2 separate regions of the Homo sapiens genome follow, and region 1 is linked to region 2. The links are chromatin contacts, found by Hi-C or POLR2A ChIA-PET in ENCODE. All regions are on one chromosome and are shown on one strand. Each heading gives the region's core, a stretch centred on a gene start or an enhancer-like site at or near the end of the contact. The rest is flanking DNA. Distances are from core to core; before and after follow the strand shown. Region 1 overlaps RFTN1 (raftlin, lipid raft linker 1). Region 2 overlaps RFTN1 (raftlin, lipid raft linker 1).

Evidence for each region. Hi-C counts contacts between places; a loop is a spot of excess contacts on that map. ChIA-PET counts read pairs that join two places held with the same protein, here RNA polymerase II (POLR2A). Pooled maps may share reads with other maps.
Region 1: a loop to region 2 is called in a pooled map, with 2.5 times the contacts of the local background. The contact joins two enhancer-like sites. A Hi-C loop is called at or near these places in 1 of 168 maps with a recorded cell type or tissue (Caco-2) and 4 of 50 pooled maps. POLR2A ChIA-PET finds 5 or more read pairs at or near these places in 4 of 52 experiments (OCI-LY7, T-cell, activated CD4-positive, alpha-beta T cell and 1 more).

The regions. Positions count from the first base shown.
Region 1 is chr3:16,335,085-16,340,441 of GRCh38, reverse strand. All of the region lies in intron 7 of RFTN1 (raftlin, lipid raft linker 1), which reads left to right. It also overlaps a transcript of OXNAD1 not described here. Among named protein-coding and RNA genes, the nearest start is that of OXNAD1, 73 kb to the right of the region's middle. RefSeq lists a silencer at 2,085-2,144 and an enhancer at 3,727-4,226. Within about 2 kb of position 2,026, at least 12 of the 41 ENCODE cell types and tissues checked have a DNase peak (open chromatin) inside an H3K27ac peak, as active enhancers do; they include OCI-LY7, where a contact is called at or near this core.
Region 2 is chr3:16,478,882-16,484,335 of GRCh38, reverse strand. The region is part of intron 2 of RFTN1 (raftlin, lipid raft linker 1); the gene reads left to right. LOC124906219 (a long non-coding RNA gene) reads right to left here. Exons shown (of 3, transcript XR_007095839.1): 3 at 1-4,935. Among named protein-coding and RNA genes, the nearest start is that of RFTN1, 32 kb to the left of the region's middle. RefSeq lists an enhancer at 804-1,656. Within about 2 kb of position 1,460, at least 17 of the 41 ENCODE cell types and tissues checked have a DNase peak (open chromatin) inside an H3K27ac peak, as active enhancers do; they include OCI-LY7, where a contact is called at or near this core.

The DNA of each region.
Region 1 (5,357 bases), core at 777-3,276, 140 kb after region 2:
TGGTAGCTGAATGATCTAGAGTGGCCTCATTCATATGTCTGGCAGTTGGCTAGAACAGAGCCTTGTGTATCTTAACATTCAGTAAGCTAACCTGAACCTCTTCACAGGATGGCAGCCACAGGATTCCCAAAAGCAGCAAGTGGGCAAGCCCCAATGTGCTAGCTTATTTCATGCTGCGGTTTGCATCATATTTGTTAATGTACTATTGGCCAAAGAAAGTCACAAAACCAGCTCAGAGTCAAGAGATGGAGAAACAGGCACTACCTCCTGATAGGACCCTCTGTAATGCGTGGCAATGGAACAGAAACAGGGAAGAAACAAGTTTGTGTGTGGCTAGCTAAATAATGGCCTTGTGCTTTATGGCCAGTACATGACTGTGTCTAATTTTCATACGTGAATATACTTCCAACTTCCACATGCAAAATACCCATAAAAATGGTAACACAGCATCCTGGCAAATTAATTCACATTTTTGGTGGCAAACTCATGTCTCATTTTAGGCATGATTTACAGCAATTTTGATAAGACTTTGAGAGTACAAGACAATGGTGGCAGAACCTACCCACAAAATGCTAGGACAGGTGCATTTATTCACTCACTCAACAACTAATTATCGAACAAATACTTCCTTAAGTGCCTGGGATTCATCAAGAACAAGATAAACTCCTTGCCTTTGTGGAGTTTGTGTTCTAGTGCAGGGGCAGAAAAACGAAGCACCAAGTCATGATCAATATGTGGAAATGGTAGGACAGGGAAGAGTGATGGGAGAATTTTCTAGAGGACCCCAAATAGGATTGGCCAGTCTCTCTGAGACCATTTTCATTTTCTGGACTTTGGGTTTTTCATCATTGGTTTGTCCCGTGGTAGGTCTCAGTGCAGATGCTGATGGGGACCCGGCAGCGCATCTGTTATGGCTCTGGTGGATTTGTCTCTGGTAGAGCAGGGAGCCAGATAGAATGGGAGGTGGACTGCAGGACTTGTAACATTGGACTAATGAACAGCCAGATGTCTGATGTGTCCTGAAGGCAGGATATTCCAGCTGGAGGTTTCTGGCACCTCAGAAGCCCTATCAGAGCTGGGTCCTCAAAGAGCATGCTGTGGGATTAGTGCAATGCAATTTGGTTTAAATAAGAGCAGAGCATAAGGAGGGAGGGCTGAGTGAGAATTGTGGTAGCCATAGCAACATGATACTGACAGTTGAGTCACCACAAAGAGAATATTGGCCAACTGTGATTGCTCCAGCATGGCTTGAGAATGTGGCACCTTTGAAGTTACCAGGCAGAGAAAGTTAGGGAGAGAGAAATCCCATGTCTTACCCAATCCCTTCCTTAGTGAGTCAAGACTGTGACAGCCCAGCACATGGTGTGTTGTGTGGCTCTGTTCGTTGTTAGCTAGGACAGTGAAATAATCTTTAATCTCCATTTCCCTGTCTCTTAAGGTTTTGAACCAACCTTTATTCAGAGACCTCTTCTGGGTTTGCATTTTATGATTATCAGTAAGCTGTTAGGAATCCACTGCTGACAGGTGGAGGGGACAACGTTGACAGTTTTGGGTTCTAGAATTCCTGCAGACAGACTGGCTCTCTCCCCAGGTCCCCAACTCCAAAATAAACAACTTTTTAATTATACACTTTGGAAAAGCTCCTTTTTTCAATCCCTTTTCTCTTTTCTAGGTAATACATAAGGTGAAAAATCAGAAAGAAGGGCTAAAGATATGATATAGGATCCCTCATTCATCTCTGATAGTCTAAAGAGAGTAATAAAGTAGCAAGTCCCATTTACTCCCAGAAAGCCTAGTTTTCTCTCTCATCAAAGCCAGTAGGAGGGACCTGGCAAGTCTCTGGATGGAGAAAATGTTTCTTTTTTAATTGTTATCAAACAAAGCTATTTCTAAGTTGGCCTGGGAGGACCCCCTCACCCTGAAGCACTCAATGTGTGTTTAAGATGTCAGCTTCTAGAGGACAGGAGCCCTGTGCTATTGCATACGTGGTCCCGATGAGCAGCTGACAGGATGTGGCAGCTTTGTGTTGCTTAACCACAGTCAGAACTGCAGTGCCTGTCCCTGCTACGGGTCAGAGTTGGCCCCAGCCATCGCCCCTTAGCCGCCGCATGTCCGGCCTCATTACCTTCCCTGTGATCAGGAGCCTTGCGTGGTTGCATGCCTTGCCTGGTTCTCATTCTGCTCATGCAGGTGTGTGTGGGCAGACACCCCTGATAATAAGGATGCATGCCATCTCCTGCCCTTCCATCCCGTAGCCCCTTTCTTCTTTCTGCCTTCCAAGTAACTGACGTTAGAGAAACCGCATGTACCAGGACCAGATCACCCAGCGTGTCCCAGAATCCAGGAGAATGTTATCTTGCACATGCAGGTTTGGTTTTCTTGCCAGCTTGGCATGGTGCTTTAGGAGAAGCCAGGGCAACATCTCGAGCTAGGACGATCTACCCAGTGTGGGTTTTTATCTCTCTCTTCCAGGGCAAGCTGGTGGCACTGCTGGGCCTCACAGTAGGTTATCATAAATTAGACTTCAGGGCTCCAGAGGTAATGCAAGGCCAAAGTGTCCGGCCTGGAGCAAATAAGGGCTAGGTGTGCCAGCCTTGAGTGTGGTGACAAATTAGGAACACTCCCCTTCAGCAGTAACTATATCATTGTATTTCTCTCAAATCAAATGAGGTGACTTTCTTTTCTTTTTTTTTTTTTTTTTGAGATGGAGTCTCGCTCTGTCGCCAGGCTGGAGTGCAGTGGCGCAATCTGGGCTCACTGCAACCTCCGCCTCCTGGGTTCAAGCGATTCTCCTGCCTCAGCCTCCCGAGTAGCTGGGACTACAGGCGCCTGCCACCATGCTTGGCTAATTTTTGTATTTTTAGTAGAGACGAGGTTTCACCATGTTGGCCAGGGTGGTCTCGATCTCCTGACCTCATGATCCACCCACCTCTGCCTCCCAAAGTGCAGAGATTACAGGCGTGAGCCACTGAGCCCGGCCACAAATCAATGAGGTGACTTTCATTACAATTTTCCTCCTAGAGGTTTGCCTGGTATTTGGTTCTTAGAATAATAGTAATAATAGTAATACACCAGTTAGCTTCTGCTGTGTAATAAAGCTCCCCAAAGCTTAGTGAGTTAAAATCATAACCCAAACAGGTCAGCTGGGTGATTTTTCCTTCAACTTTTAGGAAATCGACTAATCTCAGCATGTGCCTGCAGGCGCTGATGGGTGGACCACAGCTAGCAGCTCCAAGATGGCATCTCTCACGTCTGCTGCTTAGCAGGGCCACAGGTCTCTCATCATCCGAAGGCTAGCCTGGGCCTGTCCTCATGGCGTAGGCAGGGTTCCTGGAGAGTGAGCAGAAACAGCAAGGCTCCTTGAGGCCTAGGTTCAGGATGACCGTAATGTCACATCTGCCATATCCTATTTGTCAGAGCAAGTCCCAAGACCAGCCAAGATTCAAGGGGTGACCAGAGGGACTCTCCCTCTTATGGGAGGAGCTGCCGAGCTGTGTTGGAAAGTGGCCTGGACACAGGGAAGTCATAATAGACACCATTCTTCCAAACAATATGTTTCATGTAATAATAACAATTATTATTTTTTATTTCGTTGAGCTCCTAAAAGGCTACTGAGTTTGCTGCCTTTCTTACCTGGTAGAGAAAATGAGACAAAGATGTGAATTCACCAGCACTGGGTGGGTAAAGAGTCTCAGAACTGAAGCTTTTTATGCACTACATGTATTTTCCTCTGACCCTTTTCTGCATCTAAGAACTAAGCTTTTTTAAAAAAAAAAAATTATTCTCTTTGAACATTATGAAAGCCTAAGTTGTCTAAAATGAGAAGACTGCTCTCTCAGACTCTATTATGTTGTCCTGATTACATATCAGCAAAATGTTTTTCTGGGGCATTGTGCATAAAACAAAGGAGAAAACAACATCTCTAGCCGGCCAGCGTGCCTGTCCCTCCCTCCCGCAGAGGCCTGGGAGGCTGAGGGTGAGGAAGGCCAGCTGTGCTGGCTGCAGAGGGCTTTGCTGTTTCTCCACAGAGCAGCAGGTCGCCCCTTCCCTTCTCCCTCCCTCCACCTCACCTCCATGGGCTCCACTGGATGGGAACCATGTGCTTGTTCTCCCCACCCCTAGACTGGGATCTCCTGGGGCAGAAGAGGCTTCCCAAGTGGCACAGACAGAGCCAGGCTGACTGAATGTGAGATTCATGAATGAACAGTGATACCAGGCATAGCCCTGCCCTTTAGCATCCTGAGGGCCACGTGGAGTTTTCTGCAACACTGCCCGCCGTGTTCCAGCATCTGCCTTCCACTTGCTAGGGAGAGGTAGAGGTGAAGTGGCCCTTCTTTCTGTCTTGGCATTCCTGTCCACCCTGCCTCTAGATCTCCACTTTCCATGGCCGTAGGAGAACAGGACCTCTACCCTCCTCGAGTGCCGCTATAGCCAGCGTGTGCTGAGCAGGGCCCAGGCAGCCCTGAGAAGGCGCCAGCATGCTCTGCCTCCTCTGCACTAGCAGCTGCCACCAGTCCTTGCTGTCGGCCACTTCCCTCCTGCGGAGTCCTGCCTGTGGCCTCCTGAGACCTCACCATCCATCCATCCAGTTTCCAGGCTCCTTGTGACTTGCCCTCTTGAGATATTTGATGGTGTGATCAAACTCCTTTTTTTTTTTTTTTTTTTAAAGTTCCAGGGTGCAAGTGCAGGATATGCAGGCTTGTTACATAGGTAAACGTGTGCCATGTGTGTTGCTGCTCAGATCAGGCTATCACCTAGGTATGAAGCCCAGCATCCATTAGCTATTTTTCCTGATGCTCTCCCTCCTCCCACACCTCCAACAGGTCCCAGTGTGTGTTGCTCCCCACCATGTGTCCATGTGTTTTCACATGTGTTTTCACCGTTCAGCTCTCCCACTTGTAAGTGAGAACATGTGGTGTTTGATTTTCTGTTCCTGCGTTAGTTTGCTAAGGATAACAGCTTCCAGCTCCATCCATGTCCCCACAAAGGACGTGATTCGTTCCTTTTTAAGGCTGCATAGCATTATGGACTGGATAAAGAAAATGTGGTACAAACTCCCTTCTTAAGCCTGTTTCCCATGCAGGATTGTCCAAGGGCTGATTCCTTCCCACTCAGCCCATTTTCGTTCATCTTCTGCTCACCCCCTCACAAGGAAATCCAGCCCTCAGCCAGCCTCATCCCTCCAGGAGTTTTCACCTACCCTGCATCTGTCAGCACCTCCAAGTGTTTATCCCCATCCCAGCCTTTTCCTGGCCCTGAGCTGTGGATTAATTTCCTGTTGCTGCGGCAACAAATCACAGATTTAGTGACTTAAAACAACGCAAGTTTATTGTCTTACATTTGTTGAGTCAGAAGTC
Region 2 (5,454 bases), core at 211-2,710:
AGTTTTCTACAGGTCCAGTTTTTCTTTGACCTCCAGTCTGGGGGGTGTTAGTCTGACACACAACTACAGAAGCAGCTGATAATCATTGTTTATAAGAGTTGTCCTTTCAGTCTCCCTTCACGGCTGGGAAAAAGACTAATCTAAAAAAATGGATCATGATTTACATTATATTCTGAAAATTAAGAAATGAAAGTTGTGGGGAGCTAAGTGTTTGGGTGCCTAATGGCTAGTTATAAATCCTGGCACTATTAGCCTTTCTGATTTCGTGAAGGGAGATGATAGGCCAGTTCCATGGCCTCATCTAAAATAATGTCAATCTCCAGAAAAGCCTTTAAAACTAATCATTAGCTTAAAGGAGTGGTTCCCAACCTTGAGAGTGAATCAGAATAGCCTGGAGGGCTTGTCAAAATGCAGAGTCCTGGGCCCCATCCTCAAAGTTTCTGATTTAGTAAGTCTAGGGCAAGGCCTGAGAATCTGCTTTTGTAATAAGTTCCCAGGCAATGCTGATGCTGCTGGTCTGGGGACCACACTTGGAGAACCTTAAAAGATCATGTGGAGTACAATTTTTTTTTTTTTAATTTGAGTGGAGATGGCAGAAAAAAATTATACTAGTGTGATCTTTTGAGTATAAAATAAATTCAACAAATGTTTACTTACCTACCTATGTATTATGACCAAATCATAACTTACTTTCTTTAGGTGACTTGGAATATATTTGGGAGGACAGGCCAGAGGAATAAAAATAAGGATACAAGGTGACACAATGATTCTCAAAGTTTGTTTAAAAAGTTCCCATGCCCAGCTGCACACCAGACCCATTAAGTCAGTCTTGGTGTTGTGGTTTGGTTCTGTGTCCCCACCCCACCTACAGTTGACACTACAGAACAGGTGTCAACAGACTCAGCTTAAGTCTGTGATGTCTCAGGGAGCTGGCTAAGATGGATACCTGGCTGCTGGTGCCTGCAGGTTCTGGGAGGGAGGGGGGTGCTTTACAGGGGAGCCCAACATCGTAAACTAGGGAAAGGAAGGAAGAGAATTGGAGGGGATGAGTACTTATTTGCATTACAGGAGGATTCTTGGTTTAAAGTGGGTTTCACCATGGGGTTCCTTTAGATAGAGCCTCAAGTACTCTGAAGTGTTTGTTTTGCCTTTCCTTAATGAGGTATTTATTACCTCTCTGTAAATATGATACCTGCAGTTTTAGAACATAACAAATCCATCTATAACATTTGCAGCTCTTCAGCAGAACTGAGCATACAGTCACTGACGTTGATGGCATTTTTTCTAAGTAAAAACAAACAAACCTTGGAGCAAAATGTCAGAAGCCCTGGAGGAGGGAAGGTGGATGGCTAGAAGGGAGGCTCTAAGCAGCCCTTGATACTGCTGCAAGAGGCCCCAGGGTCAGAGTTGGGTGGGGCGGGACTTTCTATATTTCCGCAAATTTAAGCTCACCCCGGTGGGAGGCTCCTCCTCGTACAGTCCTTCATCTTCATGGCAGAAAGGCTGTTCTGCCCCTGCGCCCTCCCTGGCCTCTCTGGGGATCCCTGCAGCTGATGTATTGTGATGGAGCAGTGGACTTGGATGCTGCTGGTATTGATATAATCATTGTTAACAGTAGCAACAGTAATAACAGCTAATGTGGCATGCATGGTGCTCAGTGTCAATTAATCCTTATAGAGATCTTGATTTTACAAATGAGGAAACAAGGCTCAGTGAGGTTACCTAATGTGCCCGTGGTTCTGCAACGAATGTGTGATGAGCTAGAATCAGAACTCAGACTTGCCTTCTTCAATTCTTTACTCTTAAGGATTGTGGACAATACCAAAGGTCCCTCGGGTATGGCTTTGAGATTTGGTTGGCTGTGATCGGTCATTCAAGGACCCCAGCTTTGATGTTCTCTTTTTGATTGAGCCCTACTCTAGGGAGAATTTGGCTGCATGTTTTGGTGAATCATAGATGGTGGGGATGAGAATAGACTGAGTGGTTGAGCATTGTCTTATGCTGTGTTGTTTGCAATGCAGCTTGATATACTTTAGCTCAATTCATCCTTACAAGTCTAGAGATGTTTTTTGTTCTGCTTGACAAATAGGGAGCCTGACAAATAGGGTGGTCTTGTCTTACAGAGCCGCAGCTTGCACTGAGGTCTTCCGACTCCATGTGCCCTGTGTGTCTTGCTGCTGCCTGGGACCCACAGAGTCTCTGAGGGTCCGGAGCCACATTAAGGGTCATGCTGCCCATGACCTGTTGGTGACCACTTTCCTTAGGTATCAAGAACATGAGTGTTGGTCAATAACCCACTGGAGCGTAGTGCTGGCTTCTGTTGTTCCCAGCTTTAAAATAGGGCTAGGTTTGACCTCCAGCTCAGATTCAGAAGGCCAAGTCTGAGCTTGAGTATGTGTGGATGGCTGCCACTTAGTCCCAGTTTTGTAAGTGTGCCAATATCGGGACTTTTCCTGTGCTGAATATAGACTCCTCCTTTGCTGAAAATAGTATATGCGGTAGGGTAGGGAAACATTTTTCTTTCCTAGAAAATCGCTCCTTGCTCCTCTAGGTAACATTGACTTCTGTGAAACCATCTGTTTCTTCCAATATAATTTCCAGACTATTAGATTAAACAGTTTCTCCTGACCCACTTTTGGCTTCTGTTTCTTTTCACTGTTCATTAATAAATTGTGTAGCAGAGTTTTTATGGAGAGTGTGTGTGTGTCTATTTATTTAATTTCAGTTTAGGCAAAAGCAATTGTTGGATGCAGTGAAGTTATTTAACTTCCTACTTGTGTTTCATTTTTGTTTCCGGTTTCTATAATTGCTAAGAGTTGGTTTTTGTTTTTGAGATTCATGCAAGGAAGTCAATGGCATGAGTTATGAGTTGAGGTTCTGGCTGGGAGGTGTGTTAAAAACAGACCATGTTTTTAAACAGAAGATGCAAAGAGTAATAAGGAAATCGGTTCCCATAAAACATGTCTCAAAGTAGATAAATATGCTCTTACAGTTTGAAGAGATTTTCAAAAGATAAATGAGATAATATGTGTGACGTAGCTTTAAGTTTTTCTGAGCAAAGCTGTTATATTCATCTTTGGTATTGTTGCTTTTGATGTTGCGACCAAGTCTGCTATTAGCGTTAGTGTTATTGTTAAATATTCACTAATGGGAGTAATAAGATTAGATTTAAAAGGAAGGAAGGCATTCTTTACATTCCTTTGCATTCCTTTCTGAATGTAAAAACTCTTCATGCTGTTTTCCCAGCTACTCTAAATCCAGACCAAGAAGCAACACTACTCAGTCTTGTATGAAAATGGGCTCAGGTGTGTGTGTGTGTGTGTGTGTGTGTGTGTGTCTGTGTGTGTGTGTGCATGTGCATATGTGTGTAACCCAAGCAGTAAATTTCAGCAACTAAGCCTGCCTTCAGTAAAATGAAATTCCTTGCTGATGACTGTTATCTGTCAAAGCAAAACCAAATTATTTTTCTGCAGGGATTCATAAAAGCAGCCTTGAGGTAGTGGTAATAATTGTTATCTAATTTGGTTAAAGCGGAACAGAAAACAAGTTAATATTCTATGCACCCTACTAATTATTATTAGCAATATTGCGTTAAAGAATTTTAAGCTTTCTCTAATTTCACTGGGTCCACTGTCATTTTATAGTTTGACCATATTTCACCAATGCTTCAGAAGACAGGAGTCCTGTTGAATTTTATCTACGAAATATTTTCAAAAGCAAATCTGGTGTGAAAAGGTAGGTGATTCTGGCCTCAAGTTGCATGCCACTGTCATTAAGTCTAGAAGGTCATTTCCTCAGTTCTGTGTTTCAGGCATACTCTTCTTTGTTTACAGGTCAGGGCTCCTGATAAGTAAAAATTACATGGGCAAGGAGTACCTGCTACACTTAGCAGCCACTGAGATGTTTTTCTATTCTGTTGCATAAACATACTTTGCAGGTACATACACATGATTTATCAGGAGGAGTACACATTAGTTTGACAGCCTCATTGGGCCCTCTTAAAAGAGGGAAGGGATTATTTCACTTGGGCATCCCTAGTGTAAGCTCAGAATTAGTTTGTAAGCATGAGTACAACATGGCACTATAAGGAATGCATGTTGCTTTGACACAAGATAGGTATAATAATATATTCCCAAGGGAGCTGGCAAGCTTGTGGGTGGACTTTTCTTTTTGGAGAAAGCAGTCTTGTCTGGCAAAGTTACTTAACAAAATTGATCCATTCAATATTTATTGATTATCTACTCTTTTTCAGGCTCTGTATTGAGCATGCAATGGTGAACAAGATAGTAAGGTCTCTCAATGTAGGAAACAGCGTCTGAAACATCCCACCAAATTCTGGAGTTTTTAATGTCCTAGTCTGGTGTCTGTTCTCCTATATCTGGAAACCAGGCCAGCTTGGGTATAGCCCTAATAGAGTCTGTGTGTTATCTTGGAGAAGCATCTGCCATGATTTACCATTATTTGCCTTTGGCCTGCTGCACCTTGCATGGCTAGAGACTTGTCTGCTGTTTGGTAGGTGCAGGGGGCCCTGGAAATCCTAAACCAAATCTAATCTTTGGACCCACCAACCAAACTGCAGCTTGGAAAAGGTACCTCAATCAAACGAGCTTCCTGGGGGTGAGTGGACTCATCAGGGCTGCTGATGCCAACAGGCTGAACTTTTAAGGCCTTAATAGATGCATCAAAGATGCCCTGAGCATGGGCTCACCGGTCTTCAGTCCATCATGGCTTGCTTGGTGAGAAATGGTCGAGATGAAGTGTGTGAAAGAAAAGTTACTGATGCTGTTTCTAATAGCCCAGGCTGGAATAATGCTGTAAAGGTGTGCAAGGAATGGGGAGAAGGATGTTGAGGTTTTTCTGGATTGCCTTCCATATCCCTCAGACTGGTGATCCAACTGTTTCTTTTCTTACCACTGTTTCTTGCCAATCTAGAGACTGTAAATGAAAACAAAAACTTACTCTCATGTCTATAAGTAGTTTCTTATTGTGGACTTCATTTAATGAATTAGCCTAAAACAACTAAAAACCAAGAAAATATCTTTTTTCTTAATACCATTTACTTTCTTGGATATAAAGTGTGAATTCAGAAGTGGCTTAAGGCAAGTGATGGGGATCAGTGTCCCTGAGGGGTGAACCAGCCAAGGTTTTGTTCTCCTACCTGCAAGGAATGTTAGAGTACTATACAGTGCTTGGGTTTGGGAGCCAAGTTACCTAATGAAAAAGCAACTTTAACTCAACTTTCCTGCTCATTAGTGTTATGATATCAAGTAGCATGGTGGACATCTGCCAAGATGGCCCCCAGTGACCCCTGCCTACTGGTATCCACGGCCTTGTGTACCTAGTGAATTGCTTCTAGTGAACAGGATACAGCAAAAGTGATGGGTTATCACTTCCGAGATTAGGTTACAAAAAGATTGTAGCTTCCATCTTGCACTCTCCCGCTCTCTCTTGATT